3 separate regions of the Homo sapiens genome follow, and regions 1 and 2 are each linked to region 3. The links are chromatin loops, found by intact Hi-C in ENCODE. Cell type or tissue: heart right ventricle. All regions are shown on one strand.

Region 1 (8,000 bases), 520 kb before region 3:
CCTCCCCCCTCCCTACTTTCAGCAGATGTTTTTTTCTTTAAATGCAAGAAGAGTTAACTAAATCAGCCTTTATATATAAAAAAAAGTGTTTTAAGTTTCTCATAGCCGATGATCAAAAATACCTTTTCTTTTGTGAATTCAACAGGGGCACTGAGAAAAGATACATTATAATGCGTCAAAGGCTACAATCTAGCCATTCTTTGACTTTACCTTAAAACATCTGTACAAATATTCCTGCTCAGTGTAAGAAATCTACCTAAGCAGTCCTAAACAAACTGAACTCTGTTTACTTTATAAAAGAAACAGACTGCCACACAGGTCTACCTAGTCCACACATCTTCATCTTGCCAGGCAAAGCTAATATCTTAGGCCTAACCTTCAGTTTTGCGGGGGGATCTATAGCCAGCCCCACCAAGGGGCTGTGCATCACTTGGGCAGACCCGTTCCCGGCCTATTAGAGAATACCACTGACACAAAACAAAAGAAAAAGCACGTATCTCCTTATCACTTAGAGGCAAGGCTGATTTAGGCATAAACAAATTATTGGCCAAGGGAACCACAGTATAAGCAGCTCCGGGCATCACAGCCGATGTACCAGTTCAAAAGAGAGAAGATAAAGTATTTCCAACACAAACTTTGCAGACCACTAGGTCTAATGATTAAAAGGGCTGACTACGTGTCTTGGTTTGATAGAGATGGGTTTGCAGAGCCTGGGAAACACAGGGAGACCCTGTCTCTACCAAAAAAAAAGAAAAAAATTAGCCAGGTGTGGTGGTTGTGAACCTGTGTACCCAGCTACTCAGGAGCCTGAGGTGGGAGGACCGCTTGAGCCTGGGAGTTTGAGACTGCAGTGAACTATGATTGCACCACTGTACTCCAACCTAGGTGACAGAGCAAGACCCCATCTCAAAAAAAAAAAAAAAAAAAAGCAATATTACATAATTTCAGAAAAAGCAAGTGACCTCTGTTAGGTAAAATTCTTTTGAACATAGCTGAGACCCTGGTCTTAGTTTCTATTCTACTGCTAACTACTCCTAAGTAGGCTGCCATGTTAGATTTGTTTCTCAAATGCCAAATGAAAGGTAGTTACCTTGTTACTGATAATAGCATGACAGTGCTTTTTATTATGTGTAACAATAGTATGTAACATTCAAGGATATTACATAAATGCATTCAAACCCCAATGAGTACTTATTTTACAAATAACTGTGTAGCTAGGAAGTGACATAGCCCCCTAAAAACCCAGTTGATCAGATTTCATACTCTAACCACTATATTATACTGTCTTTGTTTACACAGATGCTCCCCTGGACTGCCTGGCATACTGATTTGCTTGGGCAAAAGTTATAGGACATGACTATACAGAGATACTGATGATCACTCTACAGTGAAATGAAATTTCTGAATATTAATTTATTGTAGATAGTCAAATACTTGCTAACTTAATGACAACCTTGCTGTAGAGAGCTTTTTGGTCTACAGAGTGTCTGAAACGCTAGGCAGCATAGACAGCACTATGGTTAAGAACACAGAAACTTTAGAGACAGGCTGCCCAGGTCTCACTCCCAGCTCTGCCACTTACTATGTGTGACCGCAGACATGTTTCTTCACCTCTCTGTGTCTCATTTTTAAGTCTCTTGAATAAACAGTAGTACCCATCTCACAGGATTTTTATAGGAATAAATGATTCAATAGATGCAAATGATGTAATAGTGTACCACTTAGAACATGGAATAAGTACTCTGGCATGGAATAAGTACTTTGATAAAGGTTTGTTATCAGTATATTGACACCACCTTATTATGCAGGCACTATTTTATACCTGCTTTGTAGACAGAGAAGCAGGTTTGTGACCTAACCAAGGCCACTGGGTGTGTAAGTAGAGGCTGTCAGACGTTATACTTGAAAGGTCTTTTTATGTCTAGTGCAGTGTTTTTTCTACCTTGCTACACCACTTTTACTACTATATTCATTCACTGGAAATATATTTCAGAGTAATACGCATAAGTAAAGCAGTGAGTCTGGTTTCTATAGGACAAAAAAAAATGTATCTAAAACATATCCCTCACTCTCGTAAAGGTGGTGACAAGTGAGTAAGGGCAATCAGCTTAAGGGACAAAAGTCCATGTGTTACACTTTGTGGGTTATTTTATTTTTCAAATGCATGACTTTCTCAAAAGGCTACACGGTATACTCTTTAAAATGCTAAGGTTATTCCTACAAATTGTGACGCAAGTGACACAAGACTGCAAATTTCATTAAACGTGAAGAATCTCAGTTGAAAAGCTCCACGATTTAAATAAGAATACATAGAAGAAAAAGACATGTTCCATGTTACATGGTGTGTCTAGTTTTTAGCTGCAATGAAAAATACTCTTTGAATAAGTATAAACGGAGAAAGGAATGAATGAATAAATGAACATGCTTTTTTCCCCTTCTACCTGGGCACTCCCAGCTTGTTACTGTCGGGTTTCACTTACATCAATATTGGGTGAAGTTACTGATATATTTACTAAAGGGAAAATGAAATAGCATTTATTTGTAAAATAATTACTGACTGCAGTTTGAATTTTGTAATCCCAACTGTATCTGTTAATAATAAATATTTTTAATTCCATTTTCTTTGCTGTTATCAATTAAGCCACAGATTATATGTGCCAATGTCTTATACACCTCTAAAAATAAAATTCATATTAAGATACATGAGGGACCCCAAGGTTCTGGCAATGCAATTTCACTCCTGAATCATATGCCTGAGTATTAAATGGCAGAATTTCGAATTTATTTTATGTAACAATACTTTCAAATAGTACAATAGATACAGAACTGTGCTTTTCTACTTGACCAAATCGTTTAAAAAATTTAAACTAACTCAACAAGTCTAAATAATCAGGCCATAAACATTCTCCTAATAAATTTCAGCTTTAGTAGTAACGCAAAATGAGCTAAACACTGCTGCCTCCTTAGACAATTTTTTTCTTATCCTTTAACGTCTTGAGTTATTAAACTTTCTTAAGCTAGAGCTCCAGTTTTTATACTCCACTTGTTATTAAATTATTTTGTACTTCAAGTTCGTTTCATAAAAAGCAAGCCAGAAAATATTATTGTACTGTGTTAATGTACCTGAGCACCTGTGAAACAACCCAATTCTCCAAACAGGGTTACTTGAAAACATTAATGCTAAGAATCTGCCACCTACTTGAAACTGCTTTCTCATAGCAGCTAATGATATAATGATATACTGTGCCAATCGGTAGAATGAAAGACATTACAATATTATTATAAGCGTAATTCAGGAGGCATATTTAGAATGATATGGGCCATGGAGGGAGGAGGCTCCTGTAGACACTTAGGTATTCTTTCTCAGATGCCATCAAAATAATTGTTCCAAAGTAGCATTTTCCTAAAATCCCTAATGGTAACAGTGACACTTTTTGTATGTGTATGTGACGAATGACACCAGTTTTCATGATTAAATGTACTTGCAAAGGTCATTTTTATGAGAAAATATAAGTCTTTCTAATATGGCTCCATGTTTCACAAAGGAAATGCCCTTTAATCACTGCCAACATATGGCAACACACTGAGAAATTTTCTTTACAGTTTGCTATGAAGAGAGCTTCACTACGAAATGTTCCTATTTCCTGCTCTACGGAATAATCAAAATAAATTTAGTGAAATTTAACACACACACAGTTCCTCTTCTTATTACTCTGGAAGTAAGCACTTATATATCAAGTTTCATCCCTAGTGGCTTATTTATGATTAATTCCTCAGATGACAAAGTCAGACAAGAGACAAGAGTGGGTGTCACTAAACCACTTAAGTAGAATTCTTAAAATGTTCCTTTCAAAATACAACTTGCACATTCTTTCAGAAGTGAAATCTATCCATCTCACCAAATCATAAAGCATCTTTATTTTCAACCCTGAAATTTTACAAAATGCAGAAACTTCTGCACTACCTTAACTTCTCTGAAGAGGGAGTATATGCTCAAGTAAAGCATCAAACTCCTCAAATAGCTCTACACCTATGCAGCAGCTGCAACTTAAAAAAGAATCACTCACATGCTGCTGTTTCCAGATAAAATAATTAAGTATTTAAAACTATAAGTTTTGCACCACATTGTATAAAAGCTCCTATTCCTTTAAAAGAAGCACACTCATACACATGGGTGCACACACACACGCGTGCACACACACATCCGGGGATAGTAGAAATTGATCAAGGCTGAAAATCCTGTGCTATTGCTTTGAGGTGCAATTTTATGTTCAGTTTAATAATCCAGTGCAGTTATGTAAAAAATCAAACAAAAGCCAAGACAAAGCAAGTGTCTGTCAACAGCCTGACAAGTATGGATTCTGCCTTAAGAAAATACAACTTTGACAATTCTTGAAGAGACTCCTTATTCTTTTAGGATTACTGCCACATCTTCTAAGAGAATCTTATTTAGCCCTCCAATTCCTGATTCATTACTTTCAATGAAAACCTTTAGAATTATTCAAAACCAAGAAAACATAGAAAATGCAGAAATTGTCAGTGATCTGGAAAAAAGGAGAACATTTTGCTATGTTAGCAAATAAAACTATTTCAATCAATTAAATTTTAAAAGTTAAAAAATGGTATTCAATCAAATTATCAAGGCATTTATCTACATTATTTCGTAAATATAAATTCACAGTTAAGCTGGATGCCATAGAAAAAGGTTTTATTTTCAAAATACATGCAAGCCCTGTTATAATTCTCTCTGGGTAAAGCAGCCCTGCAGTGGTTTCCTACACTTCTCAGTAATTTAAACCACTCTCGAGTCCAAAACTTCACACCAAAATATACTCTTCAGTGAAAATGATAAAGTTCAAAATAGCAGTTCCCAGAAATGTATTTCTCTTTTCTCAACAAGTCCAGTTTTACACTAAATGCTATTATTGTTTATGTTAGCAGCTGCTAACATCTTAACGAAAGTCCTGATAAATCTTAGCATGCAAAATACTATTTTGAATACTTGATTAAAAATAAAAACACATTGGAGAGTAGGAAGATACATCAGGCACCACTCCTTAGAAGAGATCACTGAGTAGAAAAATGGGGTGCTGCTGGCCAGGAAGGCTTCTTTCTGGGGGAAGGAATGAACTGGTGGTGTTTTGTTTGAGTGTTTGGGGCATACAACCTTTTTGTTTGTAAAGATAAAGCAGGAATAGCTCAAAAATACACAAACCTTTCATCCACAGTTAACCTTCATGCTTGTCTTTTCCTTTATATTTCTTCTCTCTTTCTATCTAAAATATGCACACCAGAAGCCTTCTTTCTTAAAGGGTGCAGGATTGGGCTTCAAGGCAGAGAAGAGGAGGATAGTGGATGAAGGAGCTCATTATTCCAAAATTCCAAACAAAAATTCAGAAATCCTTGAGCAAACTTCTGGGATATTAGAATGCCTAATAGTATGTATGTTGAGTATGTGCAAGCCTCTTGTGTGCTTTCTGAAAAATTTTTAATGGAACAAAAGCCTCCAATCAAAACAAATATAAAGATTCTCCTATATTTTTTCATATATCAGCAATTCATAAAAATCATAAACTCTATAGTCTCAATGTGTAATAGAGAAGATAAGATTGGTTTTCACAAAAAAAAAAAAACGCACATGCTGAACTAGAAGTCTGGTTTAGCAAATTCAGCATTAACTGCACACACACAAAAATACTTTCTCTGTCATGAATATTTTCTCAGCTTTCACTGTTCCCCATTGTCATGTTATATATGCCGTGTAAATTGTGTGAATAGTTTTGTCCTATTTGAGATGACTTAATTGTGCCACTCTTAACCTCCTTCTTGCCTAAACATTAATAAGCACAATTTTAATATCCAAACCTCATATTCCAATATCTTTAATTAGAAAATGGGCACACTAAGTTTAAAAGTGAATACTGAGAGCTATCTTAATATTTTAAACACTTAACAATTATACTTCTTCACAAAGTATCTATCCCTGCAGGGATGAACCTTGAAGAGTTTCCTCCTTTTACGTCTTACCACACAATCGGCTACTTCCAGACTTTCCTAAAAAGGATAGAGCCCAGATGGCTGATATTTCGTTCACTTGTGATCGATATCATATTTCAATAAAACTTTCATCTTAAAGAAAATTGTATTATTACTTGTTAAAATTTGTTGACATGAAAAAGCATCGTTCTGATTTCCCTATGATCAATTTCAAAAGTGATGTAGGAAATTATATATTTCTGAGTTCAGTACTGATTTTTTAAATCATACATAATTTCCAGCCCACTAATAAGGAAAAAACAGTTTACCAATATCTCTTTTAAATTGTTTGTGATTTCTTCAAGCACCTGGGATAAAAGGGGTTTTCCCTAAATAGCTCAAGATATGGATTCAACATCATGTTTGAAATCTTCAAATAGGAAAGTTTTTATATAACACAAAATACATAGGACATTTAAGGCCATTAGCATTACTCATTTTTCTTGATACCCCTAATAATTGCTTCTGTAAAGGAAACTCTAATCCATACTTAAATATTTCATTTTATTTAAGAATTCTTTCCTTATGAAAATTGGTGAACCTAATATCTAATACACATTGTTTTTATTTTTCAAACCTACCTACTGATTAACTAATGTCACAAATATTCTTGAAGCGTCCAAACCTTATTTTAGAATCTTTATAGTAGTAGAAATTGTTTATCTTGGGATCCATGTGTCCCAAATTATCTCTGACCACTTAAAGTTTGCCAGGTCCTCCTGAGTTTTAAAACAAAACAGACACACAAAACCCCTCTGTACTTTAACGTAGAAAAAAGACTTTACTGAGAAGTACAGCTTTAGGAAAGATCACTGGAGATGAGAGGTCATAAACTATTTCTAAGGATAAAATATCCTATTTCCAGAAAAATCTGATGTTCAAGAGATTCCAACTGGGGTCATGGTGAGACCATCATTAAAGATGCAAATCGGATTACAAGTGGAGACAAATTCCACCAAAGTCTGAAGTAGAAAGTTTGTAGTTGTTAACAGTTTCTGATAAAACGTATATAATTTTGAAATATTTCAAATTCTAAGATAAAAGTTTTACATGTTTACATGTTGATGGGCAGAATAAAGTTTCCAAAAGATAATGCCTTTGCTTTGTTTCTGTGTTTGATGAAAGTATCTTAAAACAGCACAATATAAAATTTTTTGCTACTTTCTAGATTTTAGTACTTTCATGTTAATTTCTGTTAAGAATCATAAATCATTTTTTTCCAACTTTAATTTACTATAGTACATTTTTCTGTGTATGAATTCATGATTCAATGTGTATGATTATTAGGTTATATAAAACAAATTTGTTGAAATGAGCAGTAAAGTTGCAAAATATTGAGTTTAAGATGAAATATGGTTTGAAATGGAAAACCAAAATGTAGAAATCTAGCAAAACAAGATGTTCTCATGTAGATTCAAGAGCTTAGACATGCAAAATAAATTCTGACATCAACAAAAGACAACACTTTATTACTAAGGTCTTCGCAAAAAACGAGGGCTACGAGAAATTGGGACGTGACTAAAAAGAGCAACATACTAAAATACGAACCGAGAAGATAAAAATGTACTGCAGTAATAAGCAGAGCTCTCGTGGGCAATTAGATAGCTGTCTTTCACACAGGCTTTCCTTTAAAAAAAAAATCACCTTAGCAAGTACTGGTCTATGTGCACTAGAGGGACAGGCTTCCCCCCGACACGCTGTGCTTGTCCTGTAGACCCTGCCTGGTGGGTCTTCTGTTATCCCACCATCGTGTCATACTTCCACAGTGACGTGAGGTCTCTAGGTGCAGCACACAGTACAAACACACATTCGTGGATCCTGCCAGATCCATGGCATGATGTCTGGCCAGGCCTACGTTTTCTCTCTCCCACAGATGCTGCAGTGTTTTCAAAACAGGGCTAGGCAATCCCCTCTCTCTCCTGATTGCCTGGGAGGAAGACCCAGCCTAATGGCGGCAGAAGTCC
Region 2 (8,000 bases), 700 kb after region 3:
GTATGGGTGTCTCTTTGTTTCTGTCCTTCTCCCACCTGCAGCCTCTGTATTCGGTATTTGACTACTAGACTCCTTCTCAGCATGGCAGGAAGGAGGAAAAGAAAGAAATTGAAAACCACATTGATCAGTGTTGCTTCTCGTCGGCAGTTGTGAGAAAACATTTTAGAGGAAAAAAAGAAGCTGAAAGCTGTAAATATGTAAGGATTTGCAGATGGTTGAAGAATTTCATTACCTATGCTGTGTTCTTGACCCTATCAGCCCAATCTTGCAGAACAGTAACAGAGACATCAAGATTCATGTCCTCCAACATAAGTGGAGTTTGCTAGATGTGTGTTGGTTTAATGCCACTTCTTTAAGGCAGCCTATAAGACAGTTCTGGAAAATGGCAGGTATTTGAAAACATATGAACAGTCTAGAATGTTTGTGGATCCGAGGCACAATGGAGTGAAATGATTTAAACTAGGAATTCTACAGATGTTCTCCTGGCTGGTAACTAGACTCAATTCCAGGTCTGTGGATTTGTCAATCATTCATCTATTCTGCCCCATCATTTTTTATCAAGCAAGGACATTGTGCCAGGCAGCATGCTGGTGCCACACCATGCTTTCTGTACCCATCTAGTCAGAGTCATACCTCACCCGCTAGAGAAGAGCAGAGCAGCATGAAATGATGAGTCTTCCTCTAAATGCAAGCAGGGGCAGGTGACTCTGTTTGCCAAAGCCAAAACGTAAGACAAGAAAACTGGATGCCAGCATCTGGGATTCAAAAGGGCGTCTGGATTAGTGGAATGAGCGCTAACCTGAGAACAGCTCTTCACCACCAATTCACTGTAGCTTTGAGTAAGTTAGCTCACTTTTCTGCCTTAGCTTCTTCATGTGTAAAATCAGAAGGTTCCTTTTACATATTTCATTTTTACTGAATATTTACCTAGCGTGTACTAAGAACAAAGTTCTGTGTTAGTTGGTGACAGAGATTCTAGAAAATGTATGTGAAAGCACTCAGAAGAGTATACAAAGGAACTATCATTATTGTTAACTATTTTGACAGTTAATGTTTCCAGAATGTTCTATGGAATCTGAAGACATTAGGAATAGACTACAGGAAATGGCAGGGAGAAACGTATTACCTGATCAGAGAATCGGGAAAAAACATGGGGAATTTTACTGGTGATGAGCAGAGAAGACATGCTGGATAAGCCGTCTCAGTTCAGACACACAGATCAAAGAAACGGAGAAGAAGATAAAGTTCAGAGACTGGTAAAGGGAAGAAAAAGAGAACCTCAGTTCTCTTTCAACAAAAGAGCTTCAGGCAGTTCAACACGGCCCTGCAATTTCATAAAACCTGCTTAGAGCTGTGGAACTTGAGTTATCAAATAGTCCAACGCCTTACTTACTAGGTGAGGAAACTGAGGACCAGAAAGAGGAAGTGCTGCCCCAGGGGATCAGTGGCAGAGCCCAGCCTAGGAGTCAATCACATTTCCTGACTCACAGGCATCTTCTCCCTAGCCTGCAATAAAAGCTTTTGGAGAGTTGATTATCATTCTATTATACATTGCTGAGCTAGGATCATTGCCTAACCCAAGGAGGCAGTTATCTTTAAGTTTAAGAGAGAGAAGAAATTCTAAAAACTATGAGCACAGCCACACAAATCATACAGGAGAGGACTACAGAAAATTTGAAATCATTGAGGCCTCTAAAAAAATCACTCAGATGAAAAACAGGAGGTTAATAGGAAGCTTTTTGGCAGCAGGAAAGAAAAACTGGTATTCTTTCTGCTTATATGTCACTGTTGCAATTTAAAAAAAAAAATTAAGATGATGCTAAAAGGCTGGAATTTGGATTTTCTAATCATCCATCAATTATTCATAATGCACCTTGAGTAAATTCTGGTAACAAAAATAGAAACTGGAGAAAGAGGGAAGATGCTCAAATGCTCCAAGGTAAACTGAAAGACAACTCCAGTACCATTGTGAAAATGAGGTGATGGCATGCCAGCCTTGGTAATCACTCTCCCGCCCTCCTGACTGCTGGCCTGATTAGTAGAAAGAGGGCAGACCCTTGCCCTCTTCTTTGAGCATCCCAGGAAGGGCTGTCAGGTCCACAGGGTTCTCCTGTGAGAGGGAGCTCAGGGCATGGGCCCTCATGTCCACATCCCATCTCTGCCATTTCAGCTGCGTGACTTTAGGCAAATGTCCCTGGTTTGATCAACTGTGGAATGAGGGTAATAAATGTTCCTGCCTCATACACTTATGATGAGGATTTTTTCAGTTAATATGCACGAGGCACTTAGAATAGGGCATGGCACACAGAAAGTTAACCGGCCGGGCACAGTGGTTCACACCTGTAATCCCAGCACTTTGGGAGGCAAATTATGAGGTCAGGAGTTTGAGACCAGCCTGGCCAACACGGTGAAACCCCGTCTCTACTAAATATACAAAAATTAGCCGGGCATGATGGTACGTACCTGTAATCCCAGCTACTCCAGAGGCTGAGGCAGGAGAATCGCTTGAACCCGGGAGGCAGAGGTTGCAGTGAGCCAAGATTGCACCACTGCACTGTAGCCTGGGTGACAGAGCGAGATTCCTTCTCAAAAAAAAAAAAAAAAAAAAAAAGAAGTTAACCAATGGTAGCTATGATTATTGGCTATTGCCCAGTTCTTAGCATTTCCTCTCCACAAAATAACCAGTTACACTTCTGAAATTGGACTTTAATTATATTACACAATAAGGATATGTCCCTAGCTAAATTGTACTTAGCAGTGAAATTGATCATAGACAATGAATTACAGGATTTTCTACATAAAATTATCTACAGTATTTATGGGTTGAATTGTGAGTCCCGATTTCTCTCAGCATAAAGGAGTGGCTCATCTCACACCATTCCTCCCAGCATGCATGGCTCGTCCTCCCCCTGCAGTCACTCAGCCGGCTGCTGGGGATGTCTTCGTCATTAAGGCTCTGTGCTCTGGGAGGAACTAACACAAAACTCTCAATTCCCGATCACCAGGACCAATTGCCTTTCCTGTAAATGCTTGCAGCCTCACACTTGCTGCTTTCTACTGCTATACCCTCTTCTCATGCTGCTGCTGTAGCCACCCAACAACCTTCTCAGAAAACAGTAGATTATTTCCAAGGCTCTCAATCCCGCTGGCTCCTCCCAGGGAAGAGAAGCTTGGAGGGAGAGAGGTTTCATAGATTCCCCCTAGACTGCAAGGTTTTGTGAGATGGGTAAGAGTACGGACCCACTCCACATAATGCCCCGGGCAGAATCCCAGGGAGAAAAGGCTTTGTGGTGCACCCGGGGACACAGGGACCAACAGGACCAGCCTGGGAGCCCCAGCTCCTGAGACCCCCCAGACCTGGGCTCAGAGGGAAAATCTAGTGAAACTGCCTCAACTCGAGGGACCGGGAGGACAAAGCTGGGAAGGCCTTTCCCTACGTGTTTATACCGCATTCCAGCCACCTTGGACTCCAATGTCTGGGATCATTTGTCCGTGTTGAGTACAGGGTCCTAGGATTCAGCAAGAAAGGAACAATCCTTGCCCTCCTGGAGCTTACAATCTAGTCTGGGGTAGAGACGAGTGAGCAGACAATTACAGTAAGTCCTAAGGGTGGCGGAGACTAAAGGACTCAGGGAAGTCTCTCAGAAGGAGATGGTTGCTAAGCTGAGATTGAAAACAATAAACGGAGTTTCTGTTCATCTCTTGCATAGCCCCTCCCCCTTGCATGATATTTGGGCAGAAAAGAGTTGGCAGGGGACAGTACCACCAAGAGGAAATTTTGCCATGGGAAGGGGGCCTGCGGACATTCCCCTATCCCTTCACTGTTCAATTGCTTTTCCTTCCCCTCCTAAAAGCTAAGCAGTGGAATCTTACAGGCTAAAACCAGAGACTGCACACAGTGCTTATTTCTAACCCTTGACTATCCGCTACCCGCTACCCGTGGATTAGAGAAGCAGGGTAACTTGACACCAGGCAATTTGACCCCGTTGGGAACACCCACAGATCAGGCCCAGTTCCCCTGCTGGCCGCCATGTGGCTGCCTGTGCCCCTTGCAGCCAGTCAGCCCCCTGGTGGCCCTCACCAGACTGTCCCACACCCCTGACACGGGGCTGCAGATGTTGCCGTTCTATTTTAGACCACAGCACAAGGAGGTGGAGGGGACAAATGTGCCTCACACCTCATGCATAGTACCAGGACCTTGGCTGCCTCTGCTCCTTGTTTCAGGACTTGGGGTGGAGTCCTTGAAACACTTCACACAGCACTTTACACTCTATAAGGCATGGGTGGCTCTTGCCATCTACCAAAATGAAAAGCCAGCAGCATTGAGGCCTTGAAGTGAACTGCCACAGATCACACCACCAGTAAGAGACAATCTGGACTTGCACACAGTTCTCTCTGGCTTTGGCCCACTGTAGTGATCCATTTTAAAGGAAGAAACTTTAGGCTGGGCACAGTGGCTCACGCCTATAATCCCAACACTTTGAAAGGCCGAGGCAGGAGGATCACTTGAGGCCAGGAGTTGGAGACCAGTCTGAGGAAAACAGTGAGACCTTGTCTCTACAAAAAAATTACAAAACTTAGCTGGGCATGGTGGCACGCACCTGTAGTCTCAGCTACTTGGGAGGCTGAGGCGGGAGGATCCCTTGAGCACAGGAGTTTGAGGCTGCAGTGAACTATGATCATGCCACAGCACTCCATCAAGGGTGACAGAGCAAGACCCTGACTCAAGAAACAGAGAGACTTAAGAATTATCAACTCATGAAACAACTACTCCTACTTCTGGTTTTATAGTTCAGTTCCAAAAACAGTATATTATATTTCCCTCTATACTTTCATCTAATATAGTTCAAATTTGAAAGTACCAGTTTTACTGGACCACTTAGTTGAAATACATGACCCAAGAAACCAAATACTCTTACCAATTACAAATGTGTTTTTACATATTAACTGCCACTTTGGGTCTGTAATCAATTCAGAGCTTGTTAGATAAACAAAAAGTCATCTCCTTTGTTTGAGGTTTATGTGTAAGTTAATAAACGTATTATTCATTTCCAGCGCTGTCAGCATTTGGTCTTTAGCTCTGATGTATATTAAAAACAACTGCATGAATGGTACGTGTGTGTAAGAACATATACAGCTCATATATTCATTACAGAGATACATGCAAAAGCACAGAGCATATTTTTAAATCCTGGGATCAATATAGTACCATATTCTTAAGTAGCTGTTGAGATGAAACACACATACCCTAAAATTTGTACAGCTTCTCAGTAGGAGAAAGCTCCAGAAACAGCATGAAAAGTCACACCAGCTGCTGAAGAGGAAGCTGCCTGGGCCTTGAAACACGCTGCAACTGGACTAATGTCTTCCGATATTATGTCATTAATAAAAATCTATCATCTCAAACTTACGCATCTGAGTCTCATTTTTTAAATGTGCTCTTTATTTTTGTCCTCAGACTACCCTGCAGCTCCTAGATCTTGTTTCGTTCTGGGTGGAAAGGAGAGAAGAGGTGGGTCACTCCCCGGCTAGCCCACAGTCCTGGAACTCTTAGCCATTTTGTCTGGTGATGAATGCAGGCCTGAGAAATATCTAAGGAAAAAACTGCGGTGATCCAGATCATAATATATGATAACAGTTTGTAGGTTTAAAAAAATGCAAAGAAACAGAAAAGCCAAAAAAATCTAATCAGACCTGGTTTTGATGTGTGCAGTTTACTTTTATTTTATTGGCAGTTAAAACTCGTCTTGTATTTGGAAACATTTTGAAATTTGTCCCTGTAATGTTTTCAATTAGAAGCTTTCTTGCATGTGATGCATCAAGGGAAAAACAACACTTAGAGTTAGAACTAAGGTACTCCCAGAGACAAATATGATTAATGGGATAATCTTGTAGATTACAATAGTTAGAGGCAGTTCCTGCCATTCCCTGCTCTCCAAGGACTGGGACTACTCACTCCAGTACAAACAGCTGCACATTCCTCAATACCATTATTATCCAACGCAAGGCCACATTCAGCATGTTAAAATTCCTATAATATCCACATTTGGCAATTTCCTATTGTGCAACTTCAGTTTCAGAAGTTAAAGCTTCAAGTTCCATGTGATTACTTGATAGAGTTTACAAATGGAATTGATTTTCTCAAGCGCCATTAAAGGTTGCTCTGTGAGAAACCAAACAAAGACTGCCCCAACAAGCAAAACAGCTTTTATGTGGCACATTGAAAATATAAAGGGCAGTCCTGTCATCTACCAGTCAGTCCCCCAGAGTCCCCCCTGAGGGGCAGGTGAACGTTTTTATTCCTGTTTTACAGGGAAGAAACAATCACAGAGAAGTTAAGAGACTTGTGCGGGGCTTGGCTGAACTGATGGTGGAGAAAGGATTAAGAAAGCCAGACTCCCTGTCTCTGGCTCCCATGTTCAATCCACCAGGAAAGCCAGCTGCTTCTAAGACAATTGCTCAGCTCCACCACAAGGAAAATATAAATTCCCCTCTATCTCCACAAACGATGCAAGCTATAGTGGTAGTGGGCAAAATCTGATTGTAACCTTTTTCTTTTTTCTTTCTATGGTAGAGATAAAGAAAGCCTTTGGAGAGGCCAGGAGCCTTGGCTCATGCCTGTAATCCCAGCACTTTGAGAGGCTGAGGCTGGTGGATCACCTGAGGTCAGCAGTTCGAGACCAGCCTGGACAACATGGTGTAACCCCGTTTCTACTAAAAACACAAACATTAGCTGGGCTATGCACCTGTAATCCCAGCTACTCGGGAGGCTGAGGCAGGAGAATTACTTGAACCCAGGAGGCGGAGCTTGCAGTGAGCCAAGATCATACCACTGCACTCCAGCCTGGGTGACAGAGCGAGACCCCATCTCAAAAAAAAAAAAAAAAAAAACGGCCTTTAAAGAACCCCTAGTAAATTATTTCTGGGCAACAAAATTCCCTTTTAGATGTGTCCCACTCAATTTCCCAAATTAGCTTCTTTTCTTCCTTAACATTTTGGGGATACACTGACTAATCTACACTTTCTCAACTCTAAGCAGACTCCTCCTTGATTAATATGTTGGATCCTTCAATATTTTTTCTATTTGCCCAGAAGTTTTTAGCCTCCTGACATTCGTCTGCAAATTGGCTCCAACGACAAGACATAAAGCTGGCTCTAAGGAAAACTGTAACCCAAAGGAACTTTTTCCTCTGTACCTTGCTTCCTCCTGGTGGCACCATTTTCCACCAAAAGCTGGAGAGAATCCTCCCAAGAAAATCAGCATTTTAGGTCAGTTTTTCTAGTAAAGCCAGCAAAATACAAAACTGTTCATATTAAGATATAAATAGCTGATGCCAGCTTAAAGTGCTCCTAGGCATTTGCATATTGCAAGACCCAAAGCTTGAAACTGTGGAGAAGCTCTGGTGTGTAACAGGTGGAGGGAGACCTCGTACTCCCTGAAATCATCCCATATGCCAGGGGCTCCTAAACTTTAGAGTGTATTAGCATCACCTGGAGGGCTCCTTAAAGCACAGATTGCTGGTCCCACCCTTAGAGTTTCTGATTCAATAGGTGTGGGATGAGGCCCAAGAATTTGCATATTTAACCAACTCCCAAGTGATGCCACTGATTGGTGGGTCACGCTTTGAGCAGTGCTGATTTCAATACTGCATGTTCCATGGACACAGGAAGACAGTCCCAGCAAGAACTGTTCACAATGCCCAGAATCAAATAAAGCCATAGCCCCAACCTGGGGGCAGGGCATGGCATGGGGGATGACCTAAGAGAACCTGAGTGGGTAGAATGGAGATTTTGGCTAAGTGGCCTTGCTTTGCAATTCTTTCTGACCCAGGCCAACCAGGAAAAGAGACCCTTGAGCTTGGGGCACTTTATCAAGGACACCTTTTCAGAGTGTTTAGATTTGAGGATGGCTAACCAGCACTCTAATTGACCTCAGCTGTCACATTGGTACACAAAGATGTTGCTCAGTACCCAGGGACCCACCATCGGGGGTTTATAGA
Region 3 (8,000 bases):
TAGGCTCAGTAAATAGAAAAACGATGGCAAACTGAAGCAGACATTTCTTTCTAACCCAAAGAGACTATAAAAACTCTTGAGATGTTTGGTTGTCACTATTTTTCCTCCTAAAAAAGATTTTTTCCTATGGTCCCAGTTTCTTTTTGTTAAGAATTTAAACTTTGAAATATGCTCGACCGTGGAGTAAAATCCCCTGAACGAGTCTCTCCAGCTGCTATCGATGATTTTGCAGCCATTCAGAGACGTCTCCTCCAGTCTTGAAAAACTGCCTAATTTGGGGTTGGGTCTTACGTGCCACCCCATTTTGTATTTTCAGTGTCACTTTTAACAGGCTTGAAGACCATGACATAGAACCGCAAACTGAGTGCTCAACATAATGCTGGTACTCTCTACGCACATAGTCTTTATCTTTTGTGGCATCAGGTACGTCTGCACAGCTGCCCAAGATGAGCAGGCAAGAGGCTAAACTAAGCGAGAGCTAATCCACCTGTCACACTGTTGCTGCAACTCTTCCAGCGTGTTTACAACACCGTGGTCACTTTGAAAGCCCTCAATACAGAAAGCCATTTGTTTCTTATAAATGCATGTTTAGATGTAGAAGAAAGTAGCACCTCTCTAAAAAAAAATCACCCAGCAGAATACCCTGTGTAGTCCTACCATGTAGGCAGACAGCTGCAGAAAAACAGAATATTTAAAATAAGGTAACAAAACAACAGTGCCCTGGGGACGTTCGCTCCTCCTTAAGTATGTAAAACAAAGCATCTTAAAGGCTTAGTTTTATAGACATAGAGTGTTATTGAATTCCCAAGGACACTGTTCTATGCATCGGATGTGGCATGGGTATATATTTTTTTCTTTGCGAACTTTCTTTATTGAAGGTTTGTGCGACGGTTCAGCGGAAATTATGCGGCATCTTGCCTCAAAGAGAGCTGCATTAATGTGCCAATGCCCTTTATTTAATGCACTTTAAAATTCTGACGCGCCTTTTAAAAAGTATGAGTTGTGTTGGGAAAGTCTAATCACCGTTCTGCATGAACGGAAATGTGCTATTTTTGTAAGGGTAGTGCTGGAGTCGGGTTTTAGCATAAGGGTGTCTCTATAGTACAGATGTCCGGAGACACTGGTTCGTTTTGATGCCCAAATCAACCAGCTAGAAATGTTACTTCTGCCGAAATTAGTCAGAGGAACTTCAGCTAATCATCATTTAAGCAATTTGGGACTGAAAACTCCTAAGACTGGAGGGAATATTTAGAATTAATTCCTCAGAAACTCAATCTTGAGGGCAAACTTTCTTTGCACTCTGAAGCATGCATCTACGCCGCAAGATTATACTGTGTGCTTGTAATGACTTCATACAGATTTTTTAGAAGTCTCTTGGGATACTGTAGTCTTGCTTTGCTAATCGAATCCATTTTCCTTTCGTTTCTATCACGCACCCATCCTTCTCTCTTTGGATCTCTTCTCATTCCAAACAGTGTGTCCTTTTAAAAAGTGTTTCATTAAGGTTGAAGTTCCAAGGACATCACTTTCTCTCTTTGAATAAAATGTGCCTTCTTTTTTGAATGCAAGCTGCCTGTGCCCTGACTGTATAATCAAAACAACGGGAAATACACCCAGTGCACGCAGGCAAAATTGGTGTGTGAGTGAGTCTCTTGGAAATATCTAGTAACAGGTGCAGTCAGATAGGCTGGCAAAACGGTCTGTTTTTATAACAATTACTAATAAGAAAATAAACGTTAGGTATGCATTATTAAAATATCTTGTGATTTTTTTCTACTGAAAAAATAAAAAAATGTAGTTACCAATTCCATAGCATTCAAACCCATAATAAAAAACATCTGACTCCATCTTTCCCAGTTTAAGCACTCCTCTGTTTATTTTAATGAAATTTGCATATAGATGTTTGTTTTTGTAGGAGGAAAATATGTACAGTTTTTACCCAAATCTTTGTAAAATCTGTGTTGTCTATCAAGACAGTAGGAGATTCTTCTATGTGTGGTTTTTGATGACTGTGCGATCATTTATTGCACACACTCTGTATCCTAAAGAAATTTCAATTGTAATAAGCTAGTAGGCATGCATACAGTTTCCCCTTTTCTAATAAAAAGAAAACAATTTGTCAATTTTTTGGAGTTTTAAAGATTTCTATGAATAAGGGTTCTGTACAGTTGTAGGAATGACTCAAATGCACTTTGGGAAGGAAAATTGCTTTGCAATTCTTTGAGTCTTCAAACACAGCCACTGTGTTAGGAACTTCTGATTGCTAATTTGCCTGCACGCAGTCTATATGGAAATCTGATCACTTACTGTTATCCGCTGTATTTGTGCCATTTTGCTTCGAACCTGAAAAGAGAAGGAAAAAGTTTCCTTTTATAACTAAGAGAAGAGCATATTATGTGTTAGAATCTAGGCACTTTTTTTTCTTAAACTTTGGATTTTTACATGTGAATTTAGTGTACCACTTTTGCTGCCATCACAAGCCAAAATGTCAGGTTTTGTCTAAAGAGGGGATAGGTGTGTTATGGAGATTTTTACAAGTTGAAGACAACAGAATTTTGGGGAGGGTGTAGAGTATAAGTACTTGAAATGTATCAGGAGATTGGGGCGGGAAGGAAGGAACAGGGAAAAGCACAGATGCAGGGGGTGAGGAGAAAATCCATATCGTTAAGTGAAAATGGTTAAGAGCCTTACATTCTAATGAATGCCTTGAATTAACAGCACGGAAATGTGAAGATGTATTTGCTGGAATGGAGTTCTAATTTGACACACTCTACAGGATTTCTAGAGATTAAGGTTTAGAAAACTTGAAAACGACATGGGTCCAGATATCATCAATGCTCTAAAATAGGAAAATGACCACAGGTGAGAGGAAACAATCAATTCTGATCCTACTTTGACAGAGAGAGAGAAAAAAAGACCAAACAATTACTTCAATTCTTGCTGTCCATAAAAGCTCTCATCACTCCCTGCATTACTCGCAAATGTTCGCATTCGATTTAAATTCTGAATCACTAGAGCTATGGTGAGCCAGCAGCATTAAGCAGGGGATGGGGAACAAAGTCCCTTTAGGCCAGTCACCTGTTAGGTTTGGGGTAAAACAGAAATTGAAAAATTACTTTCCTCTCAAAACATTAGAGTAGCTCCAAAGCATTGAGGACTAAAACTGTTGCAGAGTCGTGTGTGTGTGTGTGTGTGTGTGTGTGTGTTTGTGTGTGTGTGTGTGAGAGAGAGACCAATGAAACAGAGGACAGAGAGAGGAAAGAGAGGAAAAAGAGTTGTCAACATGAATGAAATTGAAGAAAGATTTCCCTAAAGAATATATATATATATATATATATATATATATATATGTATTCACATATTAAAGAACATATGTGAAACTATATAAATGGAACATAAGTATTTCCAGCCATGGAATTAAAAACACACACATATTGTGTGTATATGTGTATGTGTTTTTTAAAAATTTTTTGTTAGTAGTTTTTTTGGAAGGAAAAAGGAAACAAGTGCCATTTTACCAGCTATATCATCGTATTCACAACCACCAAGCTGAGGTATCCTGACTGAGCCAATTAGCCTCGTTTAGTTCTTCATTACCCCGCATTGCTCGACCTGCTTCTGTGCATAACAGGGTTAATCATAATGAAATGAAATGAAATCATTTGATTTTATTAATTTCGTATATAGTATGTCCTCCAGAATTCTTACCAATGCTAGGACATTAGGGAATACTGCTGTGTGCTAAATTTGCTCCCTCTGCTGGCTGTCTCTGAGGGAATGGCAAAACTACTGGCTCACACATACACAAGAACTATTGTTTGGGAAAACACACACACACACACACACACACACACACCACACCAATTTGTCCTCAGGGAAACAGTACCAGTGCATTGTGAGTTAGCTCTGTGCTCTTCTGACACTGACACCAGTAGCACAACCAGCGCAACATTTTCTTCCCGGAATGCCTTGGCCACTGAAGGAAAATAAAAAGTTGGGAGGGATTGGGAGAGAAGGGGAGGCTGGAGCAGGAGGTGAGGCTTGTTCTGTATCTAAGGCTTAGATAAGAACACTGCCCCTACCTCATCTCGGGAGCTTATTTCATCTTCATTCCTTGCTGATACCTGTCAAGTTCCCAAAGGAGGGTGGGAGAGCTTTATCCTACCAGTCTTTCCCACCATGAAAGCCATTTGATACCAATAAGTGCATCACGTTTGGTTCCATAGGACTAGCTGGACAGGAGACGGGTCATGGAATTAGTTAAAAAGCCAGTGCCCATATTAGAATTCCTAGATTCACGCAATGTAAGGTAGTTTATATAAAATATGTAGAGTTAAAAAGAACAAGAGTTAATTTTCCCAAATGAGTTAGAAAATTTGAAAAGAAATAGGGAAACGCCGTGATGTAGTTTTGAACCATGCATAACATTTCCTGTGAAAGGGCATTCTGTTTAGTAATGAAAGTAGTTAAATAGATGGTGTTCCAAGCATATTTTATTTTATATACCAACCTAGAAATTGGAAAAAATCATGCAACTGTAATAAGATTTCAACAAATGAATAGATCAGATTAACCTAACATAAAATGTGTTTTTTCTTGAAGTTAGGGAAAAACTGCCTTTCTCTCTGAGATACACAAAATTATTTCTTGCCCTTTGTGAAAAGATTGAGTTAAATCGTAGCCACAGACTTGGAACCACCAGGAAATTTTTCAAAAAGAAAAAAAAAGGAAGAAAGAAAGGAAGGTAAGGAAGGATGGAAGAAAAAATGCTATCTATCAATGTAAATTCTTTAATAAAGTTTCTTAATGTACTTGATCATATGACATTAAATTCCACTTTTCCCTCTTAATGACTTTCTTAGAGAAAAAAGAAAGCCACAATCAGAAAAGATAAAGAGAATAAAAGAAATGAGTCTATAAAAATCTGAATAAATGGGAATTTATACGTTATTTAATGTCAATCTGCTCCAATTTTTATGTTTGTTATCTGTACCCGCCTGCATACCTGGGATTGCATTGAATTGTTTTGGTATCGAAATATACTCTCTTGCCTTTGAAATTCATGCAGACCTTACTTGTCCTTCAAAAAGGAAAGCATCCTGTTTTGGTTAATGGGCTTTAAAAAAACAACAACAAAAGTAAATTGTGATAGCAATTAGGCTCCTCAGTGAGCATGCTCAGTGGGTTTCTCCTGGTTGCTAGGCAACCGGCTGAAGGTGTGTGGCAAAAGAGGGCCCCAAATGTGAAAACATAAGCACCTTTGGCATAGGTTTCATCCAGTCTAGAAAGCCATGTGCATTTACTTAATTAATTATGGGATGTCCTTGGGTGGGTTTCCTGCATTCCCTTTCCGCACTTGGGGGGAAAGGTGTGGGGGTAAGGAAGGATTACAGAGTGGAGGATCAAGCAGGATGGGTTCAAGAACCACAGTGAATCCTTCCAGAAACGGCGTCGTATCTAAATTGGGTTGCAGTTTTATAGTGTGTGTGTGACCATTTATCTTTCATTTCGGGAGTCGTAGTTAGCTCTTAACCACCAAGCTCGGGCGGCTCAGTATGTCACGGCACCGTCCTAATCCCACCCTGGATCAGCGTAACAGCGCACATCGGAAATGTAAGCTTCGCAAATAAATCCATTTTCACGTACTCGAGTCGTATAACAGAAAATTTCCAGTTAAACCACATTGTTAAATTAAAGGTTGCAGCCCATATTCAAAAGCCCATCCGCAAGCTCTGGGGTTCTGCTGAAGAGGCACTTACAGTAGTTCAGAGAACGATGCAGTGAAGTAAAAATGAATCAACTTTTAGAAACCACACAAAAAGCTTCGTCTTTGGTGAGTACAGTGCCATCTGCATCAGCACCTCTAAGTAGCAACCCCACCAAACACCTGGTTCGGTCCACAGTGACAGCTCACTGTCTCTCCAGTGGTAACAATTTAGAGGCAGGATGCTAAACAAGATATATACATGATGTCAAATATTGGCTGCACACATCTAAGCCAATCACTTCTAAATAAATTAACCATGGCACTGCCTAATACGATCCACCTGCTTTCTTCCTTGCGTTGTTCCAGACCCTACCTGAACCCCCCTTTGATTAAATGTCAAAAGCTTGCCTTGTGCCTGCAGATTTCACTGAAGGCGGATAACAGAAAGGTTCCTCCTGTGACTCCATAAAACTGAAATAAATTCCACTGGCATCTTGTAAATTTTTATTTTCTACAATGACTGCAGGCCCCATCTGCGGCCCAGCTGTTATTAGAACGGAAAGCGTTGGCCCTTCTGCATTACAAAACAGCATAGAACAGTAATTGCCAGTGGAAGAGATTAAGTGTAGACACTAAAAATGTTTACTCGCAATGAATATGCATAACGATGGGTAGGAAACAGCACTGGAAGATTAAAAAGAGAGAAGGGTTTGTTTACAAGGCTGGGAAAAAAAAAAGAGTGGAATGTCAGTTGGCCCCGAGCCTGAAATAGGAACGAAAAACCTTTGGGCAAGGCATTAGGGAGAAAAACAGATGGTTTGTGAACCTTTTATTAGATAGAAAAATCATTAATCAAGCCCAGGCTGGAAATGGCAGGGTTTTTGGTAGTTCATATTTTAGTTTATTTTTTCTTAAAGTGACAGTATACTTTTTTTTTTTTTTTTTTGGTCTTTTTGGGACAGTCATCTATGGATAATCTGTCAATAGGCACTGCATTTGTATGACATTCCACATTAAAGCCAGCTTCATTTTAAGGTAGTGTTAGTACTCATTTGTTCTACTGAGAAAATTCCTCCAAAGGGTTTCACATTTCGGCACCTGTTTTGCCCATATAGCAATTTAAAAAAAATTGCAGCATGAAATATTTTTTTTTCATTCATGTGCCATTCCTTTGCTTTGGGAACTTGGAGAAGAAAATGGAGAAGAGGAAACTTTTACATGTAAGGCTTTGCTCACTAGATTGATTCATAGCACTTCAAGAAAAATATGTAGTAACAATAATTACAAATAGATTCATCTCCTGAGAGGGAATCTATGCCATTTCATTGGAAAGAGTCATCAAGAGGTTGGAAGGGACCCATTTGAAACTATACTTCTTATAAAACTAATCTGTGCCCTTTGGACTCGAAGATGTTGAACTTTACATTTTTGTTAATAATGGTAGTGAAAATCTCAGGGAAAAGTATATCCTAGAGATTCATAAAATCCTGAAATTAATCATGCAAAGCCCCTTATTTGCTATTAGCCAGTCAACAAACCCCAGGAAAGAATGCCAGGGGCATTATTATTTAAATTAAATGCAAGTAACACTTTTATATCCACAGCGTGTATGTATACCTAAACATATACATTTATATGAACATACCTATACACACACGTGTGTGTGACTGTGTGTCTCTAAGTGTGTGTATGTGTGAGCTACTGACTTCAGGAGTGAGACAGCAGGGTGGAGGAATATCAGAATAAAATTGCCTACAGCCAGACTCAGGGTTAATCTTGATATGCAATCCTAAGGTTTTGCCGTGATTTGCCACGTGCTTGAAGCTGGTAACTCATTTCTACTTTGGGAAGCTACTCTCGATCTTAACGTGAAATGTTCATTTTCCTGCTTACTTTATTTAGTATTGGGATGGAAAATTGACCTCACCTGGGTTGTGACTCCTGGAGCTAAGCATTGTTGATATAGGACTTCCATGATTATGAAGTGGGGTGACTTCTTTTTAAGGAATTACAAAGTACTTGGAAAGAATCTCTTTCATGTTTTTACTCTTTCAGTCAGAAATATTTTTAAAATAACTTTATTCAATAGTAAATATCACCAATAATGCCAGTTATTCTTTGACAAAAAATGCTCCTAGATAATACATTGGTTTCCTTTTCTTATTTCTCATGACAGCAACTGTGGAAGTCAAGGCCAGAAATCACTCACTATATCATCTGATATTCCTCTGATCGTTATACCTATTCTCAGTGTTAAGGAAATGAGACCAGTTGAAACGTCCACATTAAAATA

The links. Peaks named below come from ENCODE experiments on the same cell type or tissue, not always from the same donor. Only the 100,000 strongest peaks of a DNase experiment are listed, where the experiment ranks them.
Region 1: it touches region 3 in a loop (2.5-fold over the local background); 12 of 110 quality-filtered maps call a loop at or near these places.
Region 2: it touches region 3 in a loop (2.9-fold over the local background); 20 of 110 quality-filtered maps call a loop at or near these places.

Annotation. Positions count from the first base shown.
Region 1 is chr18:55,339,676-55,347,675 of GRCh38, forward strand. The region is part of intron 8 of TCF4 (transcription factor 4); the gene reads right to left. Among named protein-coding and RNA genes, the nearest start is that of TCF4-AS1, 110 kb to the right of the region's middle. In heart right ventricle, a CTCF peak has its summit at 3,969; no DNase peak of the experiment used is centred here; H3K4me3 peaks cover 138 bases; H3K27ac peaks cover 5,352 bases.
Region 2 is chr18:56,559,757-56,567,756 of GRCh38, forward strand. No RefSeq gene overlaps it. Among named protein-coding and RNA genes, the nearest start is that of TXNL1, 75 kb to the right of the region's middle. RefSeq lists an enhancer at 3,576-4,077. In heart right ventricle, a CTCF peak has its summit at 4,056 (motif pointing left); no DNase peak of the experiment used is centred here; H3K27ac peaks cover 1,400 bases.
Region 3 is chr18:55,857,701-55,865,700 of GRCh38, forward strand. It overlaps LOC107985183 (a long non-coding RNA gene), which reads right to left and starts at 3,189. Exons shown (of 3, transcript XR_001753452.2): 1 at 2,930-3,189; 2 at 2,308-2,343. LOC105372131 (a long non-coding RNA gene) reads left to right here and starts at 5,286. Exons shown (of 3, transcript XR_002958213.2): 1 at 5,286-5,613; 2 at 7,884-8,000. RefSeq lists an enhancer at 388-887. In heart right ventricle, a CTCF peak has its summit at 3,745 (motif pointing left); a DNase peak (open chromatin) is centred at 6,261; H3K4me3 peaks cover 913 bases; H3K27ac peaks cover 3,056 bases.